Linked DNA regions of Homo sapiens: all the other regions are linked to region 3. A link is a loop called in an ENCODE intact Hi-C map of the cell type or tissue named here. Cell type or tissue: ascending aorta. All regions are shown on one strand. Links, peaks and the distances in the headings refer to the core of each region. The heading gives the core; the rest is flanking DNA. Region 1 has its middle 89 kb from the start of NGF. Region 2 overlaps NGF (nerve growth factor). Region 3 holds the start of LOC124904359 (a long non-coding RNA gene). Region 4 has its middle 85 kb from the start of LINC01765.

Region 1 (7,890 bases), core at 1,821-6,820, 360 kb before region 3:
ATTTAATTTAATGTTTAATTTTTGTGGTTCCATAGCAGGACTATTCTCTTTACTTCTATCTCTACCTCTTTTGAGATGTTGGAGACTCTCTCACTCCAGGAGTTCTCAATCCTGGGTAAGTTAAGAGAATAGAGCAGTTAGAGGTATAGGCTTTGGAATCAGAAAATCTGGGTTTTAGTCTTGGCTCTGTTTCCTCTTGGCTGTATGAAGGTAAGAAACTCATACTCTCTGGCCTTAGTCTTCTCACATGTGGAATGAAGCTAGTAGAAACACCTACTTCATGAGGTTATAGTGAGAATTCAATTAAAAAGGTACACAAAGTGCTTTCACGATGTAAGCATCCAATAGCTGGCCACTGTTGCTGTCATGAAGATGGTGCAAGACCTCAACGCTGTCGCCTTGCTCTTTCATCCCAGGAGTATGTGCTGCCTTACTCATCTGTCGGTGACTCATCATGTGTCCTTGGAAACCCAACTTAACAACCAATTAATCTTCTAACAATGCACACTATGACAGGAGACATTTATTGGTTAATCTGGATGAAACATATTAATGAAATTTTATGGCCATCCCCGATGTAAAAGATTTTTTAAAGACTCATTTCAAATTTCTCGTGTTGAGCTGATTTAGGATTTTATTTTATATTTATTTACAAGAGTATTTACTTTGTGGCAGTCAGTGGGTGAGACACTGGGCTTGCAAAGGTGAGCAAGATATGGCCCTTATTCTCAGGCAGAACACAGGGTAATGGGGAACAGGCATATAGACAAGGAACTGGAATAGCTTAGAACATTTGTGCTGGTGGAAGCATGACAAGTTTGCAGGGCAGACATAGGAGAGGGCCTAAGTCAGAACTGGGGAATAGGCAGGGAAGGGGGTTTTTGAAGACGGAACTAAATTTTAAGGTAGGACAGACAAAAAGGAAAAGAAAGTGTGTCTGGAAAGAGGGAATAGAGGCATAAAGAGAGAAAGAGAGAGGAGAGAGAGAGAAAGAGAGAGGGAAGGAGTGTGTATGTGTGTGTGTGTAACTTACAATAATGTGGTTTTGCTGGTTAGTGGATGAAAGACAGAAGTCACATCATAAAGGGGTTTAGATTTCACACACAAGAGTTTAGTCTGTAGCCAGTGAGTGGCTACTGGAAAATTTAAGCCCGGGGAGTTGTGGGGTGAAATTTGAGTTTCTGCAGGATCCTTCCAGGGATTGTGTGAGAAATGGAGAGTGGAGTGGACTGGAGACAGCTATAGCAGAGAATGGAGAAAGAGAATGGGAGGGGAGAAACAAGGCAGAACAGAGGGATAGTCACAAGACAGAAATGAATCAGCCTCGGTGATTGCTGGATATGGAGGTAAGAGAAAGTAAAGTGTTAAGGATGATTCTTGGTGTGTCAGAGAGGCCCAGCAAGCAGCTGATTGTGTGAGTGCAGCAGATTTTGATCTTTGCTTCCACAACAACTGTTATACTCTGAATGTTTGTGCCCCTACCCCCTCCCAAATTATATGTTGATATCTTACCCCCAAGGTAATGGTATTAGGGGTGGGGCCTTTGGGGGTGATCATGAGGCAGAGACTTCACTAATGGAATGAGTGCCCCTATAAAAATATTGCAGAGAACTAGCTAGCCCCTTCCATCATGTGAGGGCACAGTGAGCAGATGTCCATCTATGAAGGAAGTGGGCCCTCACCAGACACCAAATCTGCAGGCACTGTGAGCAATGAAATTCTGTTGCCTGTAAGCTACCCAGTCTGCAGTATTTTATTATAGCAACCTGCATGGACCAAGACAACAATCATCTCCCATATGACACTTTCCTTCTGCTTGAACCCCAAAGTATTCCATTAAAAGCAGAGATCACTTGATATTAGAAGGGTATAGACCCAACTCCAATGGATGACTTATGACTGGTCTAAATGACCTGTGCTAATCTCATTCCTTTTGGCCACTTCGTCACATTGTGGGCAAGTGACTCATCTGTTCCAGCTAATGAAGAATAAAGAGGGACTTTTGCCCATTTCCCCTTCTTCTTGCATGGAAGGGAGACATAACTTCCATATCCAACATATCTCCTTGCAACAGCCTACTTGTGACCACGAGCCAAGAGTGAGAGAAGGAAGTCAGTACACTAGGATGCTGGAGCACAAAGGGAGAACCTAGTCCCTGATGGCATCTTTGAGCACCTGAATAAATGCTACCATCTACTGCCTCAGAACTTCCTGTTAAGTAAGATAAAAATGGTTTGTTAGGTTAGACATTTGCTTTTTAAAGGATGGGATATATGAGGCTAATAAATAGCTCCAAAAGTAAGGGCTCAGACACAATAGACACATTGCTTGTTCTTGAGTGGCTGAGGCTGGATGTTACAGGTCACAGGTGGTGGAAAGCTCAGGGACACAGCCAATGGAGGCCCTGCTCTTCATAACACATGGCTCCCAAAGTCATCTTGGGCATAGAGTCACAGTTAGTCAGAGGGGGATGAGGATAGAGCTACTCTTTTGGGAGGTTTTACGGGCCAAACATATGACTCCCATTCACATTCCATTGGAAGAACTGGCCACATCTAACTGCAAGGCAAGCTGGGAAATGTATGGTAACCAGGAAACCATATTCCAGCTTCTATGAAAGGATGAATTTTGGTGAACAACTAGCAGTCTCTGTCACACACCTGTAAATTGAGTTTTATTTTTCTTATTTGCAGCTGAAAGAATTTGTCACTGATCCAATGGGTCTGGAGATAGGAGAGGCATTTTGGTGGGTTATACAGAGTTTTTCTTTGACTGTGGTATCTACATTTTTCAAAACGTATCATATGTGATAGGTAAATCCAAGGAAGTGGATGACTTCACTTAGGAAGAATGTAGAGAGTGAGAAGAGATACAGAGATAGAGCCCTTTGAAGTGTTCACTGACCCATCTAATGCAGAATCATTCCTCCTTATTGCTGGTGAAAAGAGCAGTTCAGACATCTCAGTGGCCTATAGAGACCTCCCTTGGGTTGAGTAGCCTCATGACTCAGATGTAAGAATAACTCTATAGACCATGGTTGCCCAGATATTTCTGTTTTGGGTGGATTCTGAATATAAAATTCCAGCAGCGCTATCTTTGCCTCTGTTTTCATTCTTTAAGGTACTAACTTTGACAAATAGCTGAAAAAAGTCTTGAGTGTGTAGTGTGTTCAACTTCTTTCCTTTCCTGGTGAAGATATCATATGTGGACACCTAGCAACCTGGATCCTGAAATAATGTGGAAAATGCCCCAGGGGCTGTTCTGTTCTTTCCTCTTTCTTATCCTCTGTCCTATGGCTTCATATTTGGAAACTCTAACTTTTCTGGGTTTAACTACATAAAGCCACAATAGAAGCAACAATAAAGGCATTCACTGGAACTTTCCTCCACCAGAATCTACCTTGAGATTTGAATTTTCTTGAAAGGGCATCTCCATTAGACTGTGGTTTTTCCTGATAACTTAAGCCATTCTAAGGGGTAAATACGGATGACCCCACGATCTGAGCTGACACACCTTGTGGGCCTCATGATTTGTAGTGTATGCAGTCATGGGTAGACATCAGATGTCCTCCACCTGACTGGCCAGTGATGTCCTCCAACACTCTCCCCTCAAAGATCCCAATCACAGGAGCTAAGCAGGAAGAGAACATTCAACTGTGGGTTGGTCTGAAAACTTAGGGATGTAGGCACTTGTTAGCCAGAGCCTTATCTATTTATAATTCAAATAAATTCCACCAGGGCAGAGACCATATTATATACATTTAATTTTACTCTCCCACTCTGCCATACTATATATTTAAAAATAATGATAATTACCAGAGATGGAGTTCTTACTTTAAGCCAGGTACCATGCTATGTGTTTTACCTGAGTTCCTCATTTAATCCTCATAAAACTGTATTAGATAGGTAGTACTATTTTCATCATTTTATAGATGATGAAACTGAGACTAAAGGAATTAAGTAGCTACCTGAATAGCAGAGTTTAAAAATAATCAAGCCAAGATCCAAGCCCAGCAGCTTAATCCTTACAATAAGAATTAAGGTAGATTACCCTTACCTTAGATCACCTCCCCTTAATCCTTGTTGTAAAGGTTAAAGATCTATGTAGAGCGACTGAAGCCAAGCACAAGAAACAGCTACTATCTTTATGTCATTGCTCCTTCTGAACAGATGCAAGTCATGTGATTTTCTTATACGATCACATGGGTGGGCTGTCTTCCATCTTGTGTGATGATGAGAAAGCTATGCAAAAATTTCTTTGTTAGGAAACGTAGGGGTTTTGTGACATGGTAACAACTAAAGGCTTGGTGAACAGGCAATATCTGAGGAACATGGCCCAGAGAAATAAAAGGTCCCACCCAGTAGTCAACCTCCTGGCCGGCTAAGTTATAAAGCTTTTCTGATAATATTTATTGGCGTCCCTTGGATAATTAAATTGAATCAATTAGGTGTTATTGTGAGCATTTTTTTCTTAATAAAGTTTATTTTTCCAGCATAAAAGTAATATAAAGCTTGGAAAATACAGCAAAATAAAAAGAGGAAAAATCAACATGATTTTACTGCCTAAAAAATCCCATTGACATTTTTGTCTTCTAAGAGAAATTTTGTGTTTTTTTTTTTATTTGTTTGCTTTGTTGATAGCTTGAGAGACCTTCAAATTCCCATGTACCTGAGTCATCAAAATTTCTAAATCTGGTCAGTTCTTAGCCCTAGAGTCCCAAGAGTGCCATAAGATAGATCCTGGCAGGGCAGTGGCCAGAGGGGCTGGTCTGAACAGGGTGACAGAAGCCCTGATATCTCAGGGAAAAGCACTCAGCGTAAGCCAGGGTCGACCTTGTCCAGAAGGAAGTTTTCCTGGGCTCAGTTCCCACCCTCGTGGTCACATCACCGTGACACAGCAGGAAGTGGCCTCCCCAGAGCCCAGGTCTCTCACAGGAAACTGTTGTCAGAGGCTTCCACATGGGCCAGCAGTCCCTGCACATTGGGTTAGCAGCAGCATTCCAATCCACAGGATTTGTTCACAGGCTGGAATGCTGGCCTCCGGGCTGGGCTATGGTGCTTCCTCTACTTGGTCCTGATGCTTGTGGTGATACCTTGTGGTGGTGCCATAAATCAGCTCTGCTCTGTGCTTTCCCCGAGAGATTCCCAAATGAATTGCCACCCAAGCAGGCAACGTGAGATACCTCCTTTCAGATGTCACGTACTAGATGGAAGTTTGTTCTTAGTAGAGGGGGTGAATAGCAATGTCAGGCTATGGTGTTGGAGTCTATTCAGTTTCCCACACTTGACCCACATGTCAGTCATGAGCTAAACCTCAGAGGCTGTCTCCTCAGTGTTAGTGGTTATTTTTCCTTGGCTAGAGGGAAGAGCAAAGGAATGGGAACCCAGAAGCTGTCACGTCAGCTGTAGGTTTGCACACCCAGTGCTTGATGTTAGGCAAACCACCTCATTTCTCGGGGTCCTCGGCTTCCTTAAAAGTTTATTCTCTTAATTGGACAATTTATTAGCTGACCTTCCTTGCAGCTACCAATCCAAGAGCAATTGGTGTTCACAATAATGATCCTTCAACACTACAAGACCCTAAGACACAAGTGAACACCCTATAATCTTAGGGCTGCATGTGTTTTATTTATTCAGACTTGTTAAAACCTGGTGATCCCTGTGCATCACTTATGGAGACTCTAGTAACCGGCGTGGTGAACAGCCACGATAGAACATGGAATGTTAAGCAAATTCCTCATTCTTTATTTTGAGGATGATGCCGTGAAATGTGTAGCAAGAAAACTAGCAGGGCTGAAACAATACACACAGGAACATGGGCTTGTCATGGGCACTCCTAGGAAGACGGCTGTAGGCATGGGACAAAGGCTTTAGGCTGTAGAACCCAATGCTATGTGAGGCTCTATCTTTTTGCCCCACAGACTTACACAACTTCTGTGGCTGAAGAAGGCTCTCACCAATTCACTTTTCTGTGAATTGTGCAGTCACTTTCCAGTTGTCCTGTCTCATGGCTTTCCCTTTAATGTCCTGCTTCCTCTGTCCAGTTGCATTTAGCCCATGCTAAATGCACTTCTCCACAGGGCACATGAAGATGTGTTACAATGAGGCCATGACTTAGCCACTGGGTGGGCTGTGGGTCAACCTAAAACTCAAACTACACATGAAGATAAATGTGATTTGGGAGACAGACATGTGTCTCAAAACCACTATGCCATAGACTCGGGCATGTTTTGGAGTGTGATGTTTCATTCTTACTGTGACAGAATTTTAAATGGGACTTTACCTGTGTTTTCTGAGTTACACCTGAGCGCCCAAGGTGACAACTCCACTTTCTAAAGAAACTTCCAGGCCATCCATATTGCTAAGAGGTGGTTCTACCATAGTTCTATGGTTCTTGTCCCACCTCTAGCCTATACATAAAAGAAGGCTAGAGCTTGATCAAGGATGCTGAGGAGTAAAGATTTCCTTGAAGTGACTTAACAGTGTCCTGAGTTTTCTTTTCCCTTCTCATGGGGTTTCAGGGAAAGTGCTTTCTTGCCCCTTCTTCAAGCCAATACAGAGATTCTGTTGCCCTGGTGCTGCTGGAAGGCCACAGCAGAGCAGGATGGAAGAGTCCCTTGGAATTTGTAGAGCAAATACACCAGTGCCTGAATTGCCTCCAGAAAATTCTAAAAGAGAGAAGGCCACTAGTGCCGTTTACTAGAGTCAAAAGTGAACAAGGCACTGAAGTTGGGCAAGCTACTCTTTCAACAGTGACTGAGCAAGGTTGCTTTCTCCTGGGGCTAGCACAGATACTGCAGAAGATGATTGGTCTTGAATTGTCTTGAGAGGATCCTTCCTATATGTCTGCCCAGCTGGGGCAAATTAACCCCAGCACAAACCACTTGGTGCAGGCAGTGGCTTGCCAGGAGACAGAGTTTGCCAGCCAGAGACTGCATGGCCCATGTCAGAAAAAAGATTGCAGTATCTGTGGTCCCCACCAGAGCACGGACTCAGAAGGACCTGCAATTGAGAACGAGAGGCACCATCTGGGCACCTTCCAGGCAGAGTGCACTCACATCTAATTCCAGCAGCTCCAGCCCATAACAAAACACTTTGCTCTTTTCCTTTAATTTTCCCCTCTTTTGATCCCAACCATGGAGGGAAAAGAAGCGATAGACAGAGAGCTAGAGGGGAGACAGAAAAAAACAGAAAGGAAAGTGAAGTCCTCCTCTATGCAGGTTGCCAAACTGAGATCAAGCCTGATGGGGCAGAAAGAAAAAATAATCGTTTGAAGTGGATAAGTTGAAGTTTTGGTTTAGTTTGGATTTAATCCCTGAAAATTAAGAACGTTCACACATGAAACTGATCTGAAAAGCACAACGATCTGCTAATGACATCATCCAGGGCAGGGGGATCTGACGGTCTATTTGATGGGTAGCAATGAAAGGAATGTAAAGTTTGCTTTCTGATTCAACCTCTTCAATAAGCTGGTCACATTACAATTTTGGACTCAGACTTCTGATTCTGGGAAGAGAATAAATGTATTTTCCTCCATTCCTCTTGCTTGGTCCAACTAAAAACCCTGGATATTATGCGTAAAACAACAACAAAAAAGACCCTAAAAGGGTGAGAGAAAAGGGAGACAGACTAGGGACCTCATGATCCAAAAAATGACACAGAGTTGAGTTGCCTAGGCTTGCTTTCTGCCTCACATATCCCAGACTGGGTGCTGGAGAAGCCAGCAACAGGGGAACACCAATGGTGCAGACATAAAAAAACCCAACAAAAGCCTGCTCTCTCTAGCCAAAGTACTGGGAAAAGAGCAACCTAGAAAGCTACAATAAAGCTTATAGACAGAAACTGCTCTGCTCCAGTCAAATAGCAGAGGAAAAACTGATTCTCAACCCCA
Region 2 (7,890 bases), core at 1,194-6,193, 260 kb before region 3:
GCCCAACTCATTACAAGTAGGAGTGAAAAGGAACTGCAGAGCTTGGCGCTGATTTCAAATGAGGGAAAAAAAAGAAAGAAAAGAAAAGAAAGAGAGAGAGAAGAGAGAAAGAAAGAAAAAGAGAAAGAAAGAAAGAAAAGAAAGGAAGGAATGAAGAAAGAGAGAGAGGGGGGAGGGAGGAAGGAAGAAAGAAAGAAAGAAGGAAAGAAAGAAAAGAAAGAAAGAAAGAAAGAAAGAAAGAAAGAAAGAAAGAAAGAAAGAAAGAAAGAAAGAGAAAGAAAGAAAGTCTTAAGGAGCTCCCTCCCCAAATGAGGTTGATCTGATGATGAAATCTGTCAGGTGGAACTAGCAACAATGCTTTTGAATTGCCTAAGACTGTAGCCAACGCATTCACGTGCGGGAAGTCTTTTTTTTTTTTTTTTTTTTTTTAGTAGTACTATTAGTCAGAGTCAGACAGTCAGGATTTCCCTGAAAATCCACCACTGGGCTAAGCAGATTGAGATGTTTTGGCACTTTTGGCACCGCCTGTGGTGGCTTCTGCAGGTGGAGAGCCCTGCGAATGAAAGAAGCTGGCTATGAAATCAGTGGGAATGAACCACCCAAGTTTCACACAGAAGCCCTTCCACATTGGGCAATTTCAATCCACTACTACAGGAACAGTTTCCCAATAACCACGAAGTATTTGTTGTCAGTACAGATGGGCTGATTTTCCCATTTCCTTTGGCTGCTCCTTCAGTAGTCAGAGTTGGTGGTATAGGTCACCTCCCCTCTGTGTGCAGTTGCTAAGTGAGCCCAGGGAGGATGGTCTCAAGAGCTCAGCCCTTGCCCAGGTTAGGGGGTGGGGGAGACTGTCCTGACTTCAGTTCTTCATCATTACAGATGGATTACAACCCTCATTAGTAATGGAGTGACTTGCATGTCTCACTTGCTCAGTCTAGTGAAATGCCAACCCATTTTTGGATCTGAGCAGACCTGGCTGAGAGGTCAACGATTGAGGTACTGCCTCATCACTATGGATATGTATTGAACCCCCATTGTGTATGAGTGATGCCAAGTGGGACAGGCTCCCTTTGGATTATGGAGAACACTTTCAGAAAAAGAAGTCACACTGTTTCTAGCTGCCTGAGAGGTGCTGGACTAGATAAGCAGGGGGAAGGACGGGGTACTCCAGGAAAGTGGAGACATAGGAGGGCCTCTCCTGTCCCTAAGTTTTCTCATCTGTAAGACAAAGATATTAGTAGTAGCTATGCTGTCATCTGGCTGTTGTGCACATTAAGTGGGAAGGCATAGGCAAAACAGCAGCACAGGCCTGGCATGAGGGGGGCACCAACGAACATGAGCTTCCTCCCCTCACGTTCTCCCTTGGAAGGGCTGATCTGAGGGGAGCCCCCACTTCATAGTTGTTTTTTTTTAATTTCAGGTAGGATAACATCTTTTTTGTATGTTTTTAATGTATCTGTGCATATATAGCTTTTCTGTTTTGGGAGGAGAAATCTTTTTGGTTGCATTGAAGACTTCTCTAGGAATTTACTCACTGATATTTTGACCTTCTGTAGTTAACATTCTCATTTTGATAGAATTTTAACCAAACATTTCATCTTGCGATTTATCTTCGCCTTGTAATGTCTGGGTAAGAGAAGACTCACGGAGGTTCTCCTGTAATTTTCTTTCAGAGGCAAACTTCTCCTCAGACTCTTATTTCAGAAATGTTATGCAATGCTCTCTAAATAAGGCATTTCTTGAGAATGACCATGTTTGCTTGCAGCTTTAAGAATGTTTTGCTTCCTTACTCCACGTAACAACTCCTCTGTGTCTTTAGGATTTTAAATGTCTTAGGAATTCTTCAAGTTTACAAGAAAAGAAAGAGAAAGTGAATTTTGCTATGGCAGTGGGGCATTTCTGCTCTCCCAGACCAAGAGCCAAGGGTTAAGCAGCTGTTGCTGAATTACATAGAACCTGTGGTTAAAGGGGAAGATTGTCCTCGCCCCACAGGGGAGGGGGCCCACCATGTATGAGGCTACTGGATAGATTTTCTTCTCTCAATTAGCATCCTTATTAATATGCTACCTGGGACACTGGGCACTCTGGGGACTCAAAATAAATATAAATCATGATCCTGCCCCAAGGAGCTTGCTCAGGAGTCATAACTAAAAGGCTTAGTGGCTCATGAGAGAATATAAATGAGCTGAGGCCAGAGATTGCTGGGGCTGTGAAAAACTAGAGAGGCTATGCCTCATTGTTAAGGGACAGGCCAACCATTGCTGTAAAGGATTATAGGTCCAATACAGATCTCTTCAAGAACTTTTCAAGAAAAGCCAAAACTTTGAGACTGAAAAGCCAAAACTCTGAAATTTCTTCACTTTCCACACATGGGTACAGACCAAACAAAATTTGTCTGCAGGCTTTTTAATCTTCTTATGTGAATTAACACATGGAGCAATTGCAAGCAGTATCAAAACTGGAACTAGTGGAAGTACTAATTCTGTGAATATATGACCTCCAAGAGGGACAGGTCTGGATGTCAAGAAGGCTTTCAGGGAGGCTCCTCGGAGGGCAGTGAGGGGCTGTCCCATAGGCAGGTAGGATTTTACAGGAGTCCTGGCACACAGATAGAACTGGATTTAGGTCCAAGTTCACTTCTCATTAGCTCTGTGAGCACATTACTTAACCCCTGTAAGCCTCAGTTTCTTCATCTGTAAAAGGGAATCATGATGCCAACTGATTTTTGAGGGCAATTGTGAAGGGGAAAGGAGAGAGTGCTGGAAAGTTCTTACCTCAGAGTCTGGAATATAGCCAATGCCCAGTAAGCTGAGGCCCCTTCCCGATGTGGACCCCCTCATTGACATTGCAGACAATTGCTTTTCAAGGATTTTGAATTGCTTTTTCTGCCCCAGGAAAAGCACAGGAGGTCTGGGTTATTTTTCTCCTCTGCTGCCCTCTTCTTGCTTCTCCCCGAGGCCTGTGGCTGCTTGCCCAGTTGCCCTTTGTCAGAATCCCACCCTTTAAAAGCCTGACCTGGGCCACAGCAGAAATCACAACCCTACTCAGTAAGGAGAAGTACTCCAGGAGGCTGTATAGACACGCACGGCAAATATTTAAGGAATTCTTAGGAATAAAAAAAATTCGTAAATCTGGATTTTTGCATGAGGCCATCACAGGAACATGTTTTCTCAATTAGCGTGCACATTGCTTGGAGTGAAGTCACCGAGTCCACAGCCCATCAGGGCTGACTCGAGCTGAGCCACCTGATCAGACTTCACTTTCCATGACCTAAATGTGATTCAACCAACCTGCCACTGCCCCTAGCTGCTGAAACAAAATCATCCCTGAAATCCCAAACCAGGGTGGAGATGTACATGCTCCTCTGAAAAGCAATCTAATTTCAGATCCTGGTTGTATTCACCCCAAATTGAGAAAGACAGCACTACTCTGGAGGGTGGATTGATAGAGTCACCACAACACCTTGCATGTTTCTTTTCTTTTACCATTTATTGTTAGATGGCGACTGTGTGTAGCCTTTCAGAACAGATGACTTCTTTAGGTTCTGAAAACAGAGAAAATAGTTTCTTTTGCTAAAGCATACATCAATTGCCTAAAATATTAGCAGTCAGTGCCTGAGATGAGTGATTATATATTCTGGATGGTTTCCTGGACTGACTCTTTTCCAAGCAAATGGCTTTGTCAGATATTTGTAATTTCTGAAATATTTTATTAATGATGTCCTCTTGCCAGAGGGATGGTCCAGAGTACACAATTAGCTGCATGCCTCAGAAGCGAGATGCTGCCCAGCATCCACTAAGATCAAGCAGGAGTTCAAGGACACTTCTAATCAACTGCCATAGAGCAGAGAACAGAAAATGTTTTTACAAGTTGAAGGCCGGGTGTGTGGCCCATGCCTGTAATCCCAGCACTTAGGGGGCTGAGGCGGGAGGATCACTTGAGGACAGGAGTTTAAGGCCATCCTGAGCAACAAAGTGAGACCCCATCTGTACAAAAATAAAAATAAAAAAATTAGCCAGGCATGGTGACATACACCTGTAAGTCCTAGCTACTAAGCAGATTAAGGTGGGAGAATCACTTGAGCCCAGAAGGTTGAGGCTGCAGTGAGCCATGATCATGCCACTGCACTCTAGCCTGGGCAAGATAAGTGAGACCCTGCCTCCAAAAAAAAAAAAAAAAAAAAAGAAAGAAAGAAAAAAGAAAACAAAATACAGGTTGTGAAATCAACTTAGTGTGCAACTCTCATTAGGGAAAAAAATGAAAGAGCATAGAGTAACATTTTCAAAAATTAATATGCATTGGATATAGCAAGGGAAAATTTTTATGAAACTTTTGTTTTAGTTGTACTGTATGTATGTACATATACATATATATGCAAACTGGCTCATGATGGAAAATGCATTTTTTTTACTATAAGTCATAGTCAAAAAAAGTGTGAAAGCCACTGGCATAGACAACAGCATGATTTCGAACAGCGGATGGCTCTGAAGCCAGGCAAGCTTGGGGTTAAGTCCCAACTCTGTGATTTGCAGTTGTGTGATCTTGGGTAACTTTTGTTCTCTAAGCAACAATGTCCTCATCTGTAAGGTGAGACTAGTTTCTCTCTTGTATAGCTGTTGTGTAGATTAAGTGACAAAGTGTATGAAGTACATCTGTGAAGTACATACATAGATGTATGAAGTACATACTATGAAGTTCTGTGCCTGCCACCAAGGACACCCTCAGTAAGTGAGAGCTGCTGTCATCATCTGCCTTCCCCTTGCCCATTCCTCCTCCTTCTCTTCTTCCTCTCCTTCTCTTCTTCTTCCTCCTCCTCTTCTTTTCCCTTCTCCCTTCCTCTTTCTACTTCCTTCTCCTCTTCTTTTCCTCTTCTACCTCTTCCTCTTCCCTCTTTCTTATCTTCATTGTAACTACTCAACCTCATCAGAACTATTGACAATGTTTTTATCCCTAAGGTTTGCTTTTTCTCTGGCAAACACAGCAAAGAAGCAACAATAATCGTATCCTGTCTTTGGCCCCACCTTCTGCACTGTCTTTCTCCCATTTCATGCTTGCAAAGCCATCTTTCTTTGATTCTCTTCCCCAAGCATGACCATAACAGTAATTGTCCAAGGGGCACAAGACATCCTCCTCCCTGTCACTGGGCACTGACATTGGGTAGCATGGCCTTTCATGGCCTTGCCACTGGGGTAAACGCTTTGGTCCTAGTGTGGGTTCAGTGACTTTGGCAGGAGCTTCTGATCCCACAAAATCATATCCTTCCCCTTCAGTATATTTTTATAAGAACAACAGGGCTAAGATACCATTAAAATGTTGATATTGTCAAAATTCTAAAGAAGTTTCTGCCCAGAGCAGAGAGTCTAACATTTTCTCCTGAGCGAGGCTCCAGGCTGCCACAATGCAGAGGGTTTCAATTTCTCCCCTGGTATAAACAGTTTAAAGGCTCTTAATGTGAATGCTGGAGCTGACACCTTCAGGTAAACCCTGATCCTAACTCCAGCCCTCAACCCAATGGGCAATCTATCACTGACCTCAGACCTTTGGTTCCCAGTGGAGGGCACATGAAAGAGTGACCCACACCAAGATTCTACCTTAGGGCCACAAAGGTGACATGTCCCAATTTTCTTGAGAGCCTGGCTAATGTAGCCTCTGAGGACAGATCAGTGATGACAAACTGCCTACCTCTTAGTTCTCATGGAAGCTTAGCCTGCCCCCATTCTGTATTCACCCTTGTTCCCCCAGGGCTCATTCCAACTCTCTCCCTAGTAAAATGCCCTCCCACTGGGCCCCATTTTCACCGCTAGTACTCAGAGAGGATTATTAGTGACATCTCCTCTCAAATGCTGAATTCCTGTCCAGACCAAAGATTTAATGCTGCTTTTTAGGCAGCTAAGATATCTCTATTTGAGGTTGCAAGGTAGTGGGACAGAAGGCGAGAAAAGAGACCTGCTTCTAGGGATAATGTTCATCTTTTTAAGTGTATCCTCTTCTCTCCACCGCTTATTCCACTATTGCCTGTAAAATTAATGTCGCCAAGCCAGTTGTCCATTTCAAATAATATTTATAGCAGAAGAGAGACATTTGTCACATCATGCCCTGCCCCCACCTCCCAAGCAGGTGAATGATATTGAGCCAAGCACCAGGGAGCTGGAGTGGACTGCAAACAAGCCAGCAGAGAGATGTTTAAATTCATTGCTGTTGCACCTGTTTTTAAAGGAAAAAGCAAAGGCTGACTTACTTTTTTTGTGCTGAAAAGGTGGCGGGGAGAGTGTATTTCCACCCTTTCTGAAAATTGCAATGACAAATGGAATCAATTGCCCCTGAAATGACACACCACTAAGAATGTTTCTTACGCATGAAACGAATTACCTTTCCTTTCACCTGTGTTCAAGAGTGTTGTGTTTGTGTTTTCACAGGGAAAGTGTGAACACTAGAAATGTTTTCATTTTCTGTTTTGAAGAGGTCAGACTCCAAAGCTTGACTTCAGATTTCATGCCCATGTGTCAGCATCTCTGTGTCTTGGAAATGAAAGAAAATATTTTGGGGGTGGGGTTTTCAAGTGCTGTTTTTGAACTTTTCCAAAAAAGAGCAGGAGATGTCAGAAAGCAGAGAGCTTCATAAAGCAACACAAATATGTTTCAAAGGTTCTTTTTAAAGCATCTTTATGATTAAGCCAAAAAATAATAATTTTAAGTTGACATGGTGCACAAAATGTTCATCTTCCAGTCATTTTGACTTCTTAAACGACTATGAACCTATTACAGAATTCTGACCGGCAATACTGGTGTTTAGAAAAGTTTGTTTGTATCTTCTTTCTTTTATGGTTTGGGAAAGTTATTATGTAAGAAATAAAAACTAATGGCTAAGTCAGGGATAGATTATTTCAGCTCAGTAATACCTAGATTTAGGAGATGAGGAATTTATTCCTGATTCAGAATCTTACTAGTGGTATAATTTAGGCAAATTACAGAACCTCTCTGAGCCTCTGTTTCTTAATCTGGAAAATGAGAATAATGCTACTTCCCCTGCATATCTATTAGGGCTGTTGCACTGGATATGGTTGATGGATGGGGAAACATCTTGGTTGTAGACACAGAAGGTAAGATGGGAAAACCTGGACCAGGAGTGTGAAACTCCAGGTGCTCGTGCTGGTTCTGGCCTTAGTTGCATGAGGGATCTTGACAGTCACTTGCCCTGGTATTGAGCAGTTCTGGCTCCTCCTGGTCCATTCCAAACGCAGTAGCAGATGTAGATGCACTCACATAAACTTGAGCAGAGATGAGGTATTCCTGCCATGGTCAGAATGGAGGTCTGTGCCAGGCATTGAGCGGAACCTTGTGAGGCAGAGGCCAAGAACACCACAGAAAAAGCATGAATGTGGAAACAGGCTTTCCAAGGTTCCAGTCCCAGGAGTCGTGCTTAAAGTGCATGTGATGGAAAGCGAGTTGCTATAGTGCCCTCATTTTCAGTTTCTTCGGCTATAAAGTGGTATCAGTACCACTTATTTCTTAAAGATTAACCAAGGTGGCTTTTGCTCAATCGTTTGGTTGTCTAAAACTTGGATATAGTACCTTATAGTAGTTCAGTACCATTGCCACCACCATTGAACACAAACGAATGCCTGAGGAGCTCCCCAACTACTCAGTCTAAGGCAGATGTAACAACAGTGCCAGGACACCTCAGGAATACACATGTCCCTGTCTCTTCTCCTAATGTCCCTTCTCCCTCATTAGTCCTCCTCCCTGGCCTCGTTTGCTGGCTTCTCCTTATTCTCTGAACCTCTAAATATGGTGTGCCCTAGAGCTCAGCTTTCCTTTCTAGATCGCCCTCTTCCTGGATGATCTCATCCTCCCCAGGCATGAGCTACGATCTACGACTTCCGGATGTTCA
Region 3 (7,890 bases), core at 1,645-6,644:
AAAGGAGTTATCATCAGAGGACAAGTCCCCAGAGTATTTCTATGTGGGTGAGTGACTCCAGCTTCCTAAGCTCCAGCTCAGAGTAGATGGGGCTGTGCAAAGACTTAGAGCAGAAGCTGCACTTGAACTTTGGTGGGAGGGGGAGGGCAGAGAGGCAGGGAAAGACGCTGAAAGGAGCCACCTCTGAGCCCCTGTGCACTGGTGTAGCCCTCCGAGTTGTCTGCTGGAGACAGGTAGAGAGGCTGTGGTGACCCCTTCCCCTTGCCCTCACACGGTCTGTTCCTCCGCTCTCCAAAATCAAGGGAGTCTGGGGCTGGTAAGAGCAGCCTGTTGTGCTTTGTTTCAAGGAAAGAAGTCTCAAGGAAATGCAGCTAAAATTTATTTCAAAGAATGAGAAAACTCCCTATTGCCCCTGGAGTAAAGTGGGTACACCACAAGTGTGTCATTCACTAGTCTATATGGGGTGACACGGGACCCCTGTAGGATTTTATTTTGTGATCTTATATTTTAAATTGTCTAGGAAAAAACATAACTCAAAATACAGGTTTGAAGGTGCTAATCTCAGTCTCTCCATGACTAGGGACTGCAGAGTGGAGGGGAGGAGAGAGAAGAATGAGGGAGAGGAGGGATGGAGGGAGAGGAGATGAGAGGGACTCCCCTGGGAAGAGGTTCCAGCAGGAAGGGGCAATAGCTCTGACCCCACCTCTGTAGGAAGGGGTGAGGAGTGTGGGGTGGGGTGCAGCCTCCACCCGCAAGGCAGTGTTCTTAGTAGGGGCTGAGCATTGTTGCCCTGGGATTAGTTGACCTAATTCTAGCATTTCCTGTGACCTTTCCTCATTCCCCAGCTAAGTGGACTAAGACTCTAGATTTCAAAAAGCCCAAGACAATTGTCATTAAAGGTGGCACCCCCATATACTGGCTGTTTTAGGATCTGCACCAGCCATAGAGTAAGCTTCAGTTGCTGTGGTGACCTCTATGGCAGGGAGGAAGAGCATCCTGCACAGGTCATTTGCTCTAAATCACAAGAAGAGTAGAGTCTCTTCCATGAGAGAGAGAGCGCAGGCCCCACTCAGAGCAGGGACATCCTCCCGAAGGGCCAGCCTGCAGCTGTGCTACCTCTTATTACAAACACTCTTCCCACACAGCATCCTCCTGCGAGGAAAAGAGCTGTGTCAGTTAGGATACTTTTAGAGGAGAGTAGCAGAAAACCTACTAAAGATGGATAACAATAAGGACATTCCACATTTCAGGAAATCTTAGATGTGGCTCTTTGTAAAACACTCAATTATTTTAGGTTCCATTAAGAAAGGAAAAAATGCTACCAGTTTAGCTTAGCTATGACATACCATAAAAGATGCATTCTAATTTCAGCATTGTTAAAATATACCAAAAAATAAATCATCTCAACAGTGATGAAATATAGTAAAAGAAGTCTGGAGATGGGGACTTTCCAGAATTCGTTCAGAGCTGAACAAAGTCATCAAAGGCCCAGGTTCTTTCCCCCTCTCTGCTGTCTTCAGTGTCCTTAGACATCTCCCCTTAAAAGATAGCTGCAGTGGCTCCAGGCATCGTATTCTCGTACAGCAACATCCAAAAGAGAACAAAGCAAATTTCGCTTCATAGGGTCCCTTTTTTGAATGAGTAAAACCTTTTTCAGAATCTCCCAACACATTTCCCCTTGCAGCTTATTAGTCAAAATTGCATTCTGTATTCATGCCTAAACCAATCATGGCCAAGAAGCGAATTACTATGATTGGATCTCTGACTAATTGATATTCACACCCTCACACCCTCCCCTGGGCCTGGGGAGGGGCCTGGGCTCCCCATAGGACCTGTGACACTTGGACAAGATTGGGATTTTGTGACAAGGAAAAAGCAGAGGAATCTGCCGTAGACATAAAACTGAAATGCTCCTTTCTACCCACATGGTTTCCAGGAAGTATGCACAGGGCAAGGACATTTGAGACAAAAAAATATAACCTATCAGTATAACCTAAATATAATCCATTGGCCAGCATTCACAGTCCTGGGCTCTGCTGTCACACAAAAATGTATAAGAATTCTGTAACCGCCCCCATGTAACTTGTAATATAAATGAAAAGACTCATAGACTTCACAATTTAAATTACAATAAAAATTAGTATGTGACTAAATGCCAGCTAAGTGGTATTTGCAGTGGGTGCATTAGAGGTCATTCTAAACTGGTAAGGAAAGAAGGATTTAAGTTAGGTTTTAAAGACCAGGCTGTAATCAATGGAGAAGAGGAAAAATGGGGACTAGAAAGGCTGAGGGGAAGGCATGCACAAAGAATGGCTGTGGGGAGGGATTAGCAAGCTGGGAGGGGCTGGGGGCTCTGTTGGGGTCTGAGGACTAGGGCATGGTGGGCAGTAGGATTTGGAATGTTGGGGAGGGAAAGGGGACAAGTATAGAGGCCTTTGAATGTCAGGGTTAAGTTGGTAAACAGTAGAAGAATGATTTGGGGCCGGGGGTAGGGTATGATCTGCACTGTACTTTAAAGAGATTATTATGGCAGAAGTAGAATGAAAGGGGAATCCCAGGACAGAAAAAAAAAAAAAAGCAGATTATTGATATAATCAGGCCGGACAAATTAGGGTATAACCCACAGTGATTGCAGAAGGAATTAAGAAGAAAGAAACAGAAAGATAAGAAACATTATTAAACATTTTTAAGCCTGCCTAATCAAACTCAGGGACAGAAGAAATCAAAATGGCAAAAGAGGTAGTGAGAGGCAGAGTCAAGCCTCTCAGTAATAATTCATGACTTTCTGATGGAAACCTGAGTTACAGGTCTAAGTAAGGGGCCCCCGCTCCATCAGAGGGAGGGGCCGTTGCGTGGCGCTACAGATGGAAGACCTCCCCGGGAGCAACCTCAGTCTGTGTTTCTCCAGAAACAAAGGGCTGATAACCATTTCACAGCTCTAGATGTCAGTTCCACATAAAAACCTTTATGATTAGATACATCAAAAGGTTGAATAGACTTCCATAGATGAAAGTGAGCTCTCCTTCATGTCATATTTAACCACTATCGTGGCAAGAATCAGAATTGTGTGTTTCATTCAGGAGATTCCTGTGTTGAGCCAGAGGCTGAACTGGCTCTACACCCACATTCCTGATTTTGTTTCTAATCTAAACCAAACAATACACACACTGCCTGAGATATGAGGAATTCTTCATTATGTCATATCTTTATGGACATGTCTATCAGGACTCTTCGTATTGCAAATCACAGACACCTACTCAAATTGACTAAAGCAACACAGACCTTTATTGACTTACATACTTGAAAGGTCAAGGGTTAATACTGGTCTCAGGGACTCAGATGATGTGACCAGAGTCCAGTCTGGAGCCATCTCTTGGCCCTGCTTTCCTTTGGCTCCATTCTTAAGCAGGTTTCTTCTCCATGTGATAAAACGGCCGTCAGTGGCTCTAGGCTCCACTTCCAGAGTGACTCCAGAAGTAGAACATGCTTTTTTCATTCCAACAGATGCATGTAATGCCCCAGGCCTAACTCTCGTTGGCAGTATTGGACCTCGTGCCCATCCTCGAACTTGTCATTGTGGACAGCTGCTTGTGGGCATATGCCTGGGCTTCATGCCCACCGTGGAGCTGGAGGTGAGTCAGCCCTCTCAAACCACATGGGCTGAGAATGGAGGAGTTCCCTTTACCTAATAGAGAAAAAGAAGTGGATTCTGGGCAGGGAAAACAGCAGGCCACAGCAGGGCCTGAATCCTCCTGCTTGCTCTTGGTGTCACAGGGCATGATATGGGTTTACCCACCTTTCGTTCCTCGTCCACCCCATCTCCCTTTCCTAAGGCAGCCCAGAGTGGTTGGTGGTAAAGGCACTCACGATCCATGCTCAAAGTTCAGAGAAGTGGGTCATCATAGAAACTTAGCACCACGCAGAATAAGGAAACTACAGGCTGTGGATAAACACCTGGGGCTGGCAGTCAGCCAGGGCTTCCCAGCTCCTCCTGGTGGGGCTTGGCCTGGAACCCAGGTTTGCTGACAGCCAGGTCCGTGCTTGCCCTGTCTCCCGGTGCTGCCTCTCTGGATAGTGGCAACAAGAAGTCCTTGTGAAGTCAGGTACCTTTTTTCCCTTTCAAGTATGTCTTATAATATAAATAGAAAGACAATAGACATGTTTGTAGAAATTGACATTTTTTCCTCAGTAAATAATTTTCCACATAAGATACCTGCTCTCCAGCAACAAAACAAGAAGAAAAATACACTAGGATGCTGTTTATGGATTTGCACAACATACAGTATGAGGTGATAGCACTTTAGGAAACAAACAGGCCCAGTGTTTGGAAAATCTCACTCCACTGTCACAGGGCACCATTCACTGATCTGGGTATTTCCTTTTCAGAATAGGTTCCAGATAAATCAGCCCATTAAACTCTTATCACCCCTTTGTTAAAGAGTGTCCTAAACAGGCATGGCACATTCAAATGGTTCTTAAAGAAATAAGCCCTTCCAGCCTTGACTCTCCTCTCTGAGAGGAACCCCAGGAAGACACACTTGTCTAGGTCCCTGCTTCGGGGTAGATGACTGCCAGACTTTGTAAGGGAAATTGTCCCATCTTCTGGGGGAAGCTTTCCTTTCTGGCATCCTTGGTTCTCTTTCCTTGGGGATGGAGCGAGTTTCCCTTCCTGTGATAAAGATCAGACATAACCTCCAAGCCAGAGGTGTGGTCAATCCCAGGGCAGGGCAGGAGGATCCAGCTGTGGGAAATGAGGACAGGGCGAGAGGATAGTCAGACTGACTGCCACCTGTGTCTCTTCTCAGGGCCCTCTGCATCCAGGCCAAGGCCTGGAGGCCCTTCCAAAGTCTCTGTGTCCACTGGTTGCTAAGGGTAGAAGAGAGGACCTGGCAGGAGTGACGCTGGCAGAGGAGGGCTTGGGTTGCTCCGTGTTGCCTAGACCTTGTCCACGCTAGTCTCTTTCAGGGCACTCTTGGGAGAAGCCCCCGTGTCTTCCAAATTCCAGCAACCTGCCCATCTGACTTCCTGTTACAGTCCCTCTCTGGAGTGGGCAGACACCCCAGGGGTCTTCTTTCTAGAGTTACAGAGTAGGGAGCGAGCCCCTCAGCCCTTGGAAAACTGGAGAGACTGTGTGCTTGGTGCATGAAGTCATGTCTGTGAGCAGAGGATATTAACAGGTTTTCTCCAAGAAGGGGTTGCCCACACACGCAGGAGCCACTCGGCTCTCCAGGATCGCAGCCTGACTGCAGCTGTCTCTCCCTGTGGAACTCAGAGTCTCCAAGCCTGGCTCTGATTGTGGCTGGATGTTATGTATAAGGAAAGCATTCCAGTGCCGAACACCAAGGGGGTGGCTTGGCTTGTTAAAAACTCTGACTCACGCTGGTCATATTTTTTTACTTGGTTTTCACTTGTACCTGACATCCATGGTAGCTGTATACCAGAGAGGTGTTGTAGCTTACATTGTTGAGACAATTTCTCCAGAGCATTTTTATAAGAAGTTGGAATAGACAATCATTTCCATATTGCAGCTAACGAAACTGAAGGGTAGGAAGACTTACCTCAAGCCATAGTTGGCAGGCCTGGATTTCTGGCTCCCAGCCCTGTACTTTCAGAGGAAAAACCAGGAATCATCAATTCTAGACATCTCAAGTACTTTTCTCAAGGGAGAAGAAAAATAACTCTACTGCCATTTATAAATTGCAAAATGAACCAATTTCTAGCTAAGAGCATTGTTGTTCTTCACAGTTACTGCTAAAACGAAAGCATAGGGGTTCAGGGACTGCACTTTGGAGTAGGCTCCCCTAGGTTCAGTTCCAATTTTTCCCCTCACAAGCTATGCAATCTTACATAAATTATTTAATTTCTTGGTGTCTCAGATTCTTCAGCTGTGAAATATGAACATATTTAAGCATAGTATCTGTTCTGTGGTGAGCCCTCAGTAAATATTGGCTATTGTTATTACAGATCGAGCATCCCTAATCTGAAAATCCAAAATCCAAAATTCCCCCACATCCAAAACCTTTTGAGCACTATCCTGACTCTCAAAGGAAATGCTCATTGGATAATTTCAGATTTGGGATTTTCGGATTAGGAATGCTCAACCAGTGTAATGCAAACATTCCAAAATGTGAAAACATCCTAAATCTGAAACACTTGCCCTTCCCAAAAACTAAGTTGCATTCAATATTCTAGATATTTGCATTATTATATGCATTCAGGGGATACTGAAGGGACATAAATGTAGGGACATAAAAAAATTTCAAATAAAAAAATGGTCATTAGCAGATTATGTAAAACCATCTGCTGCTAGAAAGCCATTAAAATTGATGACCACGTCCAGTCCCTAAAAGGGGGGAACCACATTTTTAAGTGAGTTTATCCCAGTAGGCCGTTAGGAGGTTCTCTCTCATTTTTATGTTAACTAAAATGATGTTTCTAGCTTAAAAGAAGACTCTGAAACCTAAGAAAAGAGTGATGGAATTGCCTGGGAACATGTTCCATATCTTACCCCAGCTAGAATGACTATTATCAAAGGGAGAAAGAATAGCAAATGCTGGCAAGGATCTGGAGAAAGGGGAAGCCTCGTACACTATTGGTGGGAATATAAAGTAGTACAGCCACTATGGAGAACAGTATGGCAGTTCCTCAAAAAATAAATATAGAGCTATCATCCAGCATTCCCACTGCTGGGTATATATCCAAAAGAAAGGAAATCAGTAAATCAAAGAGACATCTGCACTCCCATGTTTATTGCAGCACTTTTCATAATAGCCAACATATGGAGTCAACCTAAGTGTCCATCAGCAGATGGATGGATGAAGAAAATGTGGTACATATACACAATGGAATATTACTCAGCCATAAAAAGAAAGAAATCCTGTCATTTGTAGCAGCATGGATGGAACTAGAGGCCATTGTGTTAAGTGAAACAAGCCAAGCACAGGAAGAGCAGATATCACATGATCTCACTCATGTGGGAACTGAATAAGTGGATCTCATGGAGGCCGAGGGTAGACTGATGGTTACTGGAGGCCGCAGAGTGTAGGGGGTTGGGGAGATAAAGAGAAGCTGCTTAATGGGTACAAAAATACAGTTAAATAGAAGGAAGAAATTCTTGTATTCTATAGAACAGTAGGAAAATTATATTTAGCAATAATTTTTATATATTTCAAAGTAGCTAGGTGAGAAGAATTGTAACTTCCCAACACAAAGATAAATGTTTGAGGTGATGGATATCTCAGTGACACTGATTTGATCCTTACACATTGTATACATGCATTGAAATAGCATATGTACCCCCAAAATGTGTACAACTATTATGTATCAGTAAGATATTAATAAATAATTTTAAATACTTTTTAAATTTTTAAAAATGAAGGTGTCCCAGGGAAAGTACTTGTGGTAGCATGTCACAGAGATCACTGGCATCCCAAAGGCCAGCTATTCATGATGAAAATGTAATTTCAAAATGTTTTCTATTTTTCAAATCAAAGGCAATAGGACTCGGAAAGCATGAGGGCTTTGGGAAGTAGGTCGTATGTTTGTCACACCTGCTCCTGTGGGAAGGAGAAGGCTCTACAGTAACCATCTTGGAATTTAAAATGTGGCTGTAAATTAATTATTACATTCAGCAGCTATTTTTTGAGGGTCAGACCATAAGAAGGATAAAGTATCCTTGGAAGCCACAGGTGGCCTTATGGCATGCGGAGTATTAGAGCCAGATTTGGAACTGGATCCGGCACGCCCAGGGAACCTTTCCTCTTGTAGAATTTCTTCTGCTTTTCCCTTCAGCTTCAGCAAGCAATGTTCATTTGGAGCTGGGCTGAGTCACGGGCCCACACATACAAAACAGAGGCTGGCTGAGAAGTGGCCTCAAAGTTGAAGCTGCTA
Region 4 (7,890 bases), core at 1,775-6,774, 120 kb before region 3:
TAGAGGGAGGAAAGCTTCCAGGAAAGAGAAGGCCAGCTCCCCACTGCCACTGAGAATGAAGGGGATGTGTGGGCAGACACCTTCATGGCATCACTTGCTGGGATGGCCCCCCCTCTGCCTGTCAGTCTGTCCTGGGAACCACAGCCAGTCCTGGCCTCCTGTTTTCAGCTGGCAGTCAGGGGTCAGTAGATTGACCCAAGTTGCTAAATGGCATCAAGTTTTTGCTCATGCCTAAATTCTCTTTCTTCTTTTAACCAGACTAAGCCCTAAGAGATGCCAGGGAAAATGTGTTCCAAAGGAATCCTTTAGCAGCCATAATGAAAGTAGAAAGGCCTTCAGTCTAGGAGAAATCTAGATTGAAAACCCAGTTTCATGAGAATCTCACAGTGCAAAATCATTTCTTCCTCATTTAAATAACAATAATACCCAGTACTTCTATACTGCTCAATATGTGCCCAGCACTGTTCTATATATTTGATATGTTTTAATCCACTTAATTCTCACAACAACCATGTGAGGAAGGTTCTAGCATTGCCCCTGCTTTACAGATGAGAAAACTGAGGCAAAGAGAGGTTAAATCACCTGTCCAACAAGTAATTGACAGAGCCAAGATTTGAACCCAGACAGTCTGGCTCCAGAGCCTGGACACTTAACCACTGTTCCTTACCACCCCCTAAGAATAACAACGTCCCGCCAACACAGAAAGAACAGGTGTGTGTACATGTGAGTGTGGGTGTGCAGGGGAGGAGCGGGAAAGCTATTTTAATGAGGTGAGAGATTTGTTGATGAATAGGATGACAGTAGATCTTAAGACAGAAGATGATTCCAGGCTATAGTGGGTTAGGAAGTCCTCATGAAGGAAGTCCATCCACCTGATGGAGGGCACCCAGAGGAGTGAAGAAAATCAATATGGGAAAAGGAATTTCAGCAGAAAACACTTAGCACACAATAGGCTCATGCATTCAATGCAGCAGGTGTTTATTGAGTACCTAGTATGTGCCAGGCCCCATTCCAGACATTGTTGAATCAGCAGGCACCTTCCCACCTTCATGGAGCTTACAGTCTAGTAGGGGAGATGGACAAAGAGAAAGCCAATGAATGAATAACACAGCTAGAAAAGTGATGGCTGAATGAAGGAAGGAGCTGAGGAGAGATGACTAGGTGATAGGAAGGCCTGTCTGTGGAAGGAACATCTCAGGTGAGGCAAGAAAGAGCTGAGTGGGTGTGAGATGCTGGAAGAGCAGCAAATCCTTCTGGAAGAGGAGCACACTAGACAGGGAAGAGGTGACAGGGCCCCAGAGCCAGACAGTCCTGGTCACAGCAGCCTCTGGAGGCCACCAGAAGGAGTTTGGATCTCATTCTAAGGGGAGTGCAGAGACACTGGGGGCTTTCTGCAGGAAAAAGACACCCCAATTTATGTTTAAGAAAAGATCTCTGACTCACTATGGGGAGAACAGCTTGCAGGGATGTAGCCAGGAGGGTACTGCTGTCATCCAGGCAGGAGAAGGTGGTGGCCCAGAGAGGTGGTGGTGGTCAAGGCAGAGAGCAGAGGCATTTGGGAGATATTTTAGAGATAGAATCCACAGGTGCTCATACCTTTGTTTCTACCACCGTTGGGAAACAGTTTTTATAGGCGGCCACAGAGTTTAGAGCTCAAGCAGATGACTTGATGAAATGATTTGCCAAGCAACAATCCAAAAGAAGAGGGCAGGAAACGTTACGCACCCCCACCCAGAAGGAAGACAGACAGACACAAAGGGATGCTTCGTCTTCCTGGAAGCAATGGTCCCCAGGCTGCCCTCCAGGTACACACAACTCTGAAGGACAGATGCAAGAGAGAGCCAAGTTCTCAAAGGCACTTTTGAATGAGCTTGAATTTAGGGCAGTGATCCAAACAAGAACAATACACGTTCTGTGGAAAGCAGAGCATGATCCCCACTGGGCACTTGAAGGCAGCCATGGTAACTGAGAGCGTCCTGGCATATGGGCTCACTGGGGAGACCCCAAGTAGCTCCCAGACCTAGGGAGTAGAGATGGCCTTCTGCAGAGGGCAACAGAAGGGAAGAGCTCACAGAGGCTCAGAGAGGGAGAGGGAAACACAAGTCAGAGAGTCCACGTTTGCAGCTGCGGAATCATAGCCAAGGACAACGTCTGTTAGAATTGGCATAAAATTGCCATTGGTCTTGAAATTCTTAGTATTATATTTCAATTTAATAGATTTTTTCCTTTTAAATAAAACCAGTAGTGTTCTAATCAGTTATTTTGCTAGCTTCCTAATCTTACTCCTTCATTTATTTATTTAGTACCTGGTTATTGGCACAACATTCTAGACCAGGGCTTCTCAAACTTCAACATGCACATGGATCACCTGGCTCTCTGGTTAAAATGCAGATTCTGGTTCAGTAGCTGTGGGGTGGGGCCTGATATTTTGCATTTTTAATTAGTTATCCGGTGATGCTGATGGTCATTGACCCCCACTTCAAGTAGGGAGGCTTTAGTCCAATTAGACATTCCTTTCACCTGACCTTTGGTCCACTTCTCACTCCACTTTGAAGTTAAAATAAAATGTGTTCCTTCATTATTTGAGTACCTACTAGATACAAGGCAATGGATTAAGTGTTGGGCAAGAAGAGAGATAATACAAATGCATATGATACCATGTTGCCTTTAAGGAATGACCATCTAGTTGGAGGTGGAGAGAGAGATGGGTACTAATATGAAGTCTGAGGCTTACACTCTGCCAGGCCTCTCATTGCAGTAGAATTACAGTTTATGCATTGCCCCACTTAATCTTCACTATCATCCTGAAATAAGAGTGGCTCTATCTTACAGAGAAGGAAAGCCAGACAAGGAAAATTTCACTAGACTTCTCAAGCTCACACGGCCACTGAAAAGTTGGATTTTGGTTCAAATTTGAGTCTGTCTGGCTCTAAAGCTCAAACTCTCTTCATCAAGCCATACTGAGGACATAGACAAATGTAAATGCCCCCAAGCTTTGCATTTTATGTGATATGTGCAAAATGAGAAGTACAAACAGCTTGCTGGAGGCAGTCGGGGTAGGGGGGTGGGAGGTGACCCCACTGTAGACTCAGTGGGGAACTACAGTATAGTTGTATATTATAGTTATATACTATATACTATATTTGTATACTATAGCTATATACTATAGTATATAGCATATATACTATATATAGTATATGGAACTATAGTATATTTACTAAATTTGACTGGTTTACCAGAAAACAGCAGCAGTGAAGACATCATGTTGAAAATGTATTTTTTCAACATTGCAGAAAAGAGACAGGTTTTCTTGTTTGTTCATAAATTCTCCTTTTATGGACTCAGTTCCACAGTCCAGGAAGCCACTTGCCCAGCCAAGAGATGTTGGCGTCTCTGGCTCAGGGCTCCAGAGCCAGACAAAATGCTAACAGGCATTTTGTCTGCAAACACCCAGAGTAAGCGCTGCCCATCCTAGGAGCAATCTTCGGTTACATGTCTACCTTAAGCCAAGCAGAGAGCAGAGCACAGCCTGGAAACCCAGGATGTGAGAGCATTCATTACCCTGCATTATTTGGCCAAAAACCTACACGGGCATGTGCACACACCCCTCACAGAGAGGTTCTCTTCCCCTGTCACCATGGCTTTTCAGAGCCCCTGCCTCTCAGCATCGCCCTCCCACATTAGCCACACAGCTGGCTCCCTCACGGTCCGCCAGCTACTCCCTGGATTGTCCACTAACTAGGAGCCCATGTGGCAGTGTGTCTGGGATTCAGAAATGACTCCACTTTTTCTGCCACTGAGTCATTGTTATTGGGACAGAGATGGGAAGACCAAACCTATGAAAGTGAAACTAGTCTCTGTCTGAGGGCCACTCCTTACACTGCCATACTGGGAGAAGCAGGGCGGGAGGTCCACCTCAGGCTCCAGTGTGCCTGGATGGTGGCGAAATGTTCCATTTCATATTTAGAACAGAAAGGCAGTCTGTCATTAAGCACTGAAATACCTGGAAATCAGGCCCTCCCCAAAACCTAAGAGAAGGCTTTAGTCACACTCTCCTTTCCTCAGCACTGACGTGTGCTTTCTATTTCCTGCACAGCACACAGTAAACTGAAGCATGCTAATTAGAAAAAAGGACCCCGTCAACATTTCCAGGCAGGTGTCACTTCCCAAAAGCATAGAGCAGCTTCATCTCCATACCTGTCACTACTCCTAATCTCATTCACCTCCAGAAACCCCTCCAGGCCACAAAAGCAAAGGGCAGTTTGTGAGTAGGTGTTTCTCCTTTGGCCCCAAGAATGGGGACTCACAGAGCTATTTTTGTGCAGTCACACACATGCCCAGCAGCCAATGGTACATTTTGTCATTAAGTAGATATGAGAGGGAACTGAAGGCACCAGTATTTCTTTTGCCAAGCATTGTGGAGAGGGTTTCTGGAACCGCTGAAATTCCATTTCTCTCTTCCAGCTGCTGACTATAGGGGCAGCACTCAGTGTCCAAGGATGACACTTTAATACAAATTGAACCTCTGCCATAATGAAACGAGCTGGGTTTTAGGGGTGATTTGTTTAAAAGCCACATCATAAATCAGCTGTCAGTTTTTCTTTCTTCCAAGTCTGGCAGGCTCACCTTTACACTGAATTAATCGCATCTGAAACTTGACCTTCCAGCCCTGAAGCCTGCTGGAAACAACATGTGCTCTACAACTTTCAGTCGAAGCAGCAAGAACTTAAATTGTTCCACATTTTTAATAAATGGGCCTGGAATCCACGGGGCGACTCCCATTGACCTAGTTGCTCAACATATTGATCAAATGAAAAGGATAGAGTCATGTTTGCAATGACCAGATTTAGAAGATCATTTACTGACACTGGCAGGACCAAGCATGGACAAAACTGATTCATGATCTTAAGCACAATGAGAGTGAGTCCCAGCCTGAAGAAAAGCCCAGAAACATTACATTCATTGCCAATAACAGCTTGACTGGGTAGGGGGTGGGGAGTGGGGATAAGTGGAAGTGAAGAGAGGAAGGAGGGAAGGCATGCAGGAGCACCCGCCAGGGAGGGGAAGTTAGCTGAAGCCTTCTCAAAGGAGCCGGGGCTCTGGGACTCCTTCCAGCTTCTTGCTCCTCTGATGCTAAAAAGCGAAATTTGATTGCTCGGGAAAAAGTAACTTCGGAGCTGGTTGTCACAGGGCCTAGGAGTTCATGCTGTAAGTTGGCCCTAATAAGAAGCCCCCGGCACTGTGCTAACCACTGGACTTAATGATAACACAGATAAGGGCCTTGCAATCTTGGGGGAAGAAAACATGAAAATCGATTTTGGTTTTTAATATGATGAATGGCTGCTACAGGCCTGTACTAGATTCAGGGATACAATAGGGAGAAAGATACACAGCCCCTTCCCCACAAGATACTTACAGTCGAGCTGGGGAGATGGATATAAAACACAAAGCGTGATGGGGTTTGTGGGAAGGCTTCACGGGAGCCCATAAGAAGACCCCAGGCTTGGGAGCACAGGGACTTCTTACCAGGAGAAGGATGTTTAACTGGTTTTTTTGAGGATGGGCAGCAGTTCACCACATGGGGCTGCGGGGCCAAGGAAATTGGGGTCAGAGGAGGGCGCCAGTGTCACACACAGAGGGACTAGGTATGAAAGCTCAGAGGGAAGGGAAGGCCTAGTGCACCTGTGAAACTAAGAGGACACAGTAAGACTGGGGCATAGAATTCGGCAGCTGAGGGGGTCAGAGATAAAGCTGGACAGCCAGCAGAGCCACCTGGACCACACATGGCAGGAATTTAAATAGAGGGGTGCACAGATGAGGGAGTGATGGAACTTACTGAGGGTGGCTGGAAAACGCTTTGACCAAAATAAAAGCCTCTTAAAGGATGATTAGGGACTTACCAGAAGAAGCGAGGCCATTCCAGGCAGAGGAAACAATATATGCAAAGGTATTTTGGCACTTTGAAAATTAACCCTATTCTCTCTCCTATCCCGAGTAGGGTCCAAGATGAGCAACACACCCTCTACCAGACTCTCCTCTGTAAAGTCATATCAAGGCTCAAGATTGTGAAGCTTCAACCTCCAAAAAGAGTGGAGGGAACCAAGAATAAGCAACGCTTGCTACATAGACCAGGGACCCTCCTGCTAAGGAAGGCCTGCGTTCCAAAACCAGAAACATAACCCAGCCAATTGGAAAAACTTTGGAGGAACCAGGAAAATTATCACCTCCTAGGGGAGGTTCCTGTAAGCATCTATTGCTTATCGTTAATAATGTAGAAATACCCTCAAAACAAGGATTTCAGAAATTATGCCAACTCAGTAAGCAACACCTACCATATGCCAGGCCCTGAACGGTAAGTGCTCCACAAGCACCATCCCATCAATCCTCTAGTCACCCCCATGACACGTAAGTGTTCCCATTACTTTCCGGATGAGTAAGCTGAAGTTAAATACCATGCCCAATGTCTCAGATGGTTGGTAAATGGCAGCTGGGGGAAGGACCAGGACTCTGTGAGCCACACTTCCCCACACTGTGCCCTGCTGTTCCCCTAGGTGATAACCACTCTCCCTGATGCCGCTGAGGAAAATAACATGGACAACAGCAAGAGAAAAATTATTTTTTATTAAACAATTTTTTATTTAAAAAATATTTTTTAATAATTATTTTTAAAAATAATTATTTAAATATATTTTTAAATAATTATTTTTTAAAAATATTTAAATAATAAATTTAAATATAATTTAATTATTTAATTTAAATTAAATTATTTAAATACATTATATTTAAATAATTGTTTTAAAATATCTATCTAAATATATTATTTTTAAAAATATTTTTTATCTTAAAAAATTTTTATTTAAAACAATTATTTTTTGTTATTTATTATTTATGGTACACAAATACGTGTGTACCAAAGCGATGACTGTGAGGTTTACCTGAAGTTAAAGTCTTTACCCTTCTCGGGCAACAACTGGCAGCCAAATCTCCTCAGCTTCCTAAAGATAAAGCTATCTTTTCCAGGAGGCATCCAGACCATCTTACGTGGGAGGCCCCTTCATATACCTTTTCTTGAGTGATCCCCAATGTTCCCATATTACAGGTAGGGAAGTCAAGATTTGGAGCTAAGTATCTTTTCCAAGGTCTCACTACTATTAAAGCGGTGGAGCCAGGACTCAACCTAGGAGCTATCTGACTTTAGGAACTAAATCTTTCCATAACATCACACCTCATCACAGCATAGTCCAAAGGGAATCAAGCATGTTCACAGGAGGAGACACTTTGAAGCCAGTGGAAGAAAGCTAAGGACTCATTTTGCAAGGCCTCTCACAAAGAAAAAATGTACTTTACAAGAATGCTGACATATCTATTCTGCCAAATACAGGTTCTTGTGGGGTGGAGGGGAACTAACTGACAGTTATCAATGCCAAAAGAGAGAGAAAGGCCATCTGCAGATGAATACAATGCTTGCTCTGCCCGCCAAACTTACAGTTAAACTTTCCACTCTTAGATGCCATTGTTAGAAAGTAATTCTTACGCTGCGGATTCTTCATAAGACTACACAAATAAAGGACGGGGGAGGATGGGTCCCAAGGGCCTAGAATGGAATAATGAGATAGGTTACTTGGAGAGGAGGGCCAGAGGATGGGGAAGGAGTAGCCCATCTGTGTGGACTTGTAAGATGAAAGCTTTGTTGTATTTTATCCCAAATTTATAGACTCTCAAGCTGCCTGTAATCCTGTTCAGAGTACTGAGAGGTGATGTCAGAGAAAGAGCACTGGGTAGAACAGGGACCTGTGTTCCAGTCTCGGTCTTGCCACCATTTCAGGAAAGTCACAGAAGCTCCTCTATCTCTCATTTTCTTTGCCTATTACCTGAGGAAATTGGATTAAA

Evidence for each region. Hi-C counts contacts between places; a loop is a spot of excess contacts. Peaks named below come from ENCODE experiments on the same cell type or tissue, not always from the same donor. Only the 100,000 strongest peaks of a DNase experiment are listed, where the experiment ranks them.
Region 1: it touches region 3 in a loop (3-fold over the local background); 2 of 110 quality-filtered maps call a loop at or near these places.
Region 2: a loop joins it to region 3, with 4 times the contacts of the local background. A loop is called at or near these places in 2 of 110 quality-filtered maps.
Region 4: a loop joins it to region 3, with 2.2 times the contacts of the local background. A loop is called at or near these places in 2 of 110 quality-filtered maps.

Annotation. Positions count from the first base shown.
Region 1 is chr1:115,423,491-115,431,380 of GRCh38, reverse strand. No RefSeq gene overlaps it. Among named protein-coding and RNA genes, the nearest start is that of NGF, 89 kb to the right of the region's middle. In ascending aorta, for the core only: no CTCF peak of the experiment used is centred there; a DNase peak (open chromatin) is centred at 4,910; H3K27ac peaks cover 2,752 bases.
Region 2 is chr1:115,326,039-115,333,928 of GRCh38, reverse strand. The region is part of intron 1 of NGF (nerve growth factor); the gene reads left to right. The region is part of intron 1 of NGF-AS1 (NGF antisense RNA 1); the gene reads right to left. Among named protein-coding and RNA genes, the nearest start is that of NGF, 8.3 kb to the left of the region's middle. In ascending aorta, for the core only: a CTCF peak has its summit at 3,314; a DNase peak (open chromatin) is centred at 3,238; H3K4me3 peaks cover 1,150 bases; H3K27ac peaks cover 5,000 bases.
Region 3 is chr1:115,065,062-115,072,951 of GRCh38, reverse strand. It overlaps TSPAN2 (tetraspanin 2), which reads left to right. Exons shown (of 8, transcript NM_005725.6): 2 at 1-47. It overlaps LOC124904359 (a long non-coding RNA gene), which reads right to left and starts at 4,056. Exons shown (of 2, transcript XR_007066474.1): 1 at 3,955-4,056; 2 at 3,263-3,685. In ascending aorta, for the core only: a CTCF peak has its summit at 3,527; DNase peaks (open chromatin) are centred at 3,581 and 5,231; H3K4me3 peaks cover 915 bases; H3K27ac peaks cover 4,457 bases.
Region 4 is chr1:115,181,056-115,188,945 of GRCh38, reverse strand. No RefSeq gene overlaps it. Among named protein-coding and RNA genes, the nearest start is that of LINC01765, 85 kb to the right of the region's middle. In ascending aorta, for the core only: no CTCF peak of the experiment used is centred there; DNase peaks (open chromatin) are centred at 3,845 and 4,315; H3K4me3 peaks cover 1,888 bases; H3K27ac peaks cover 4,179 bases.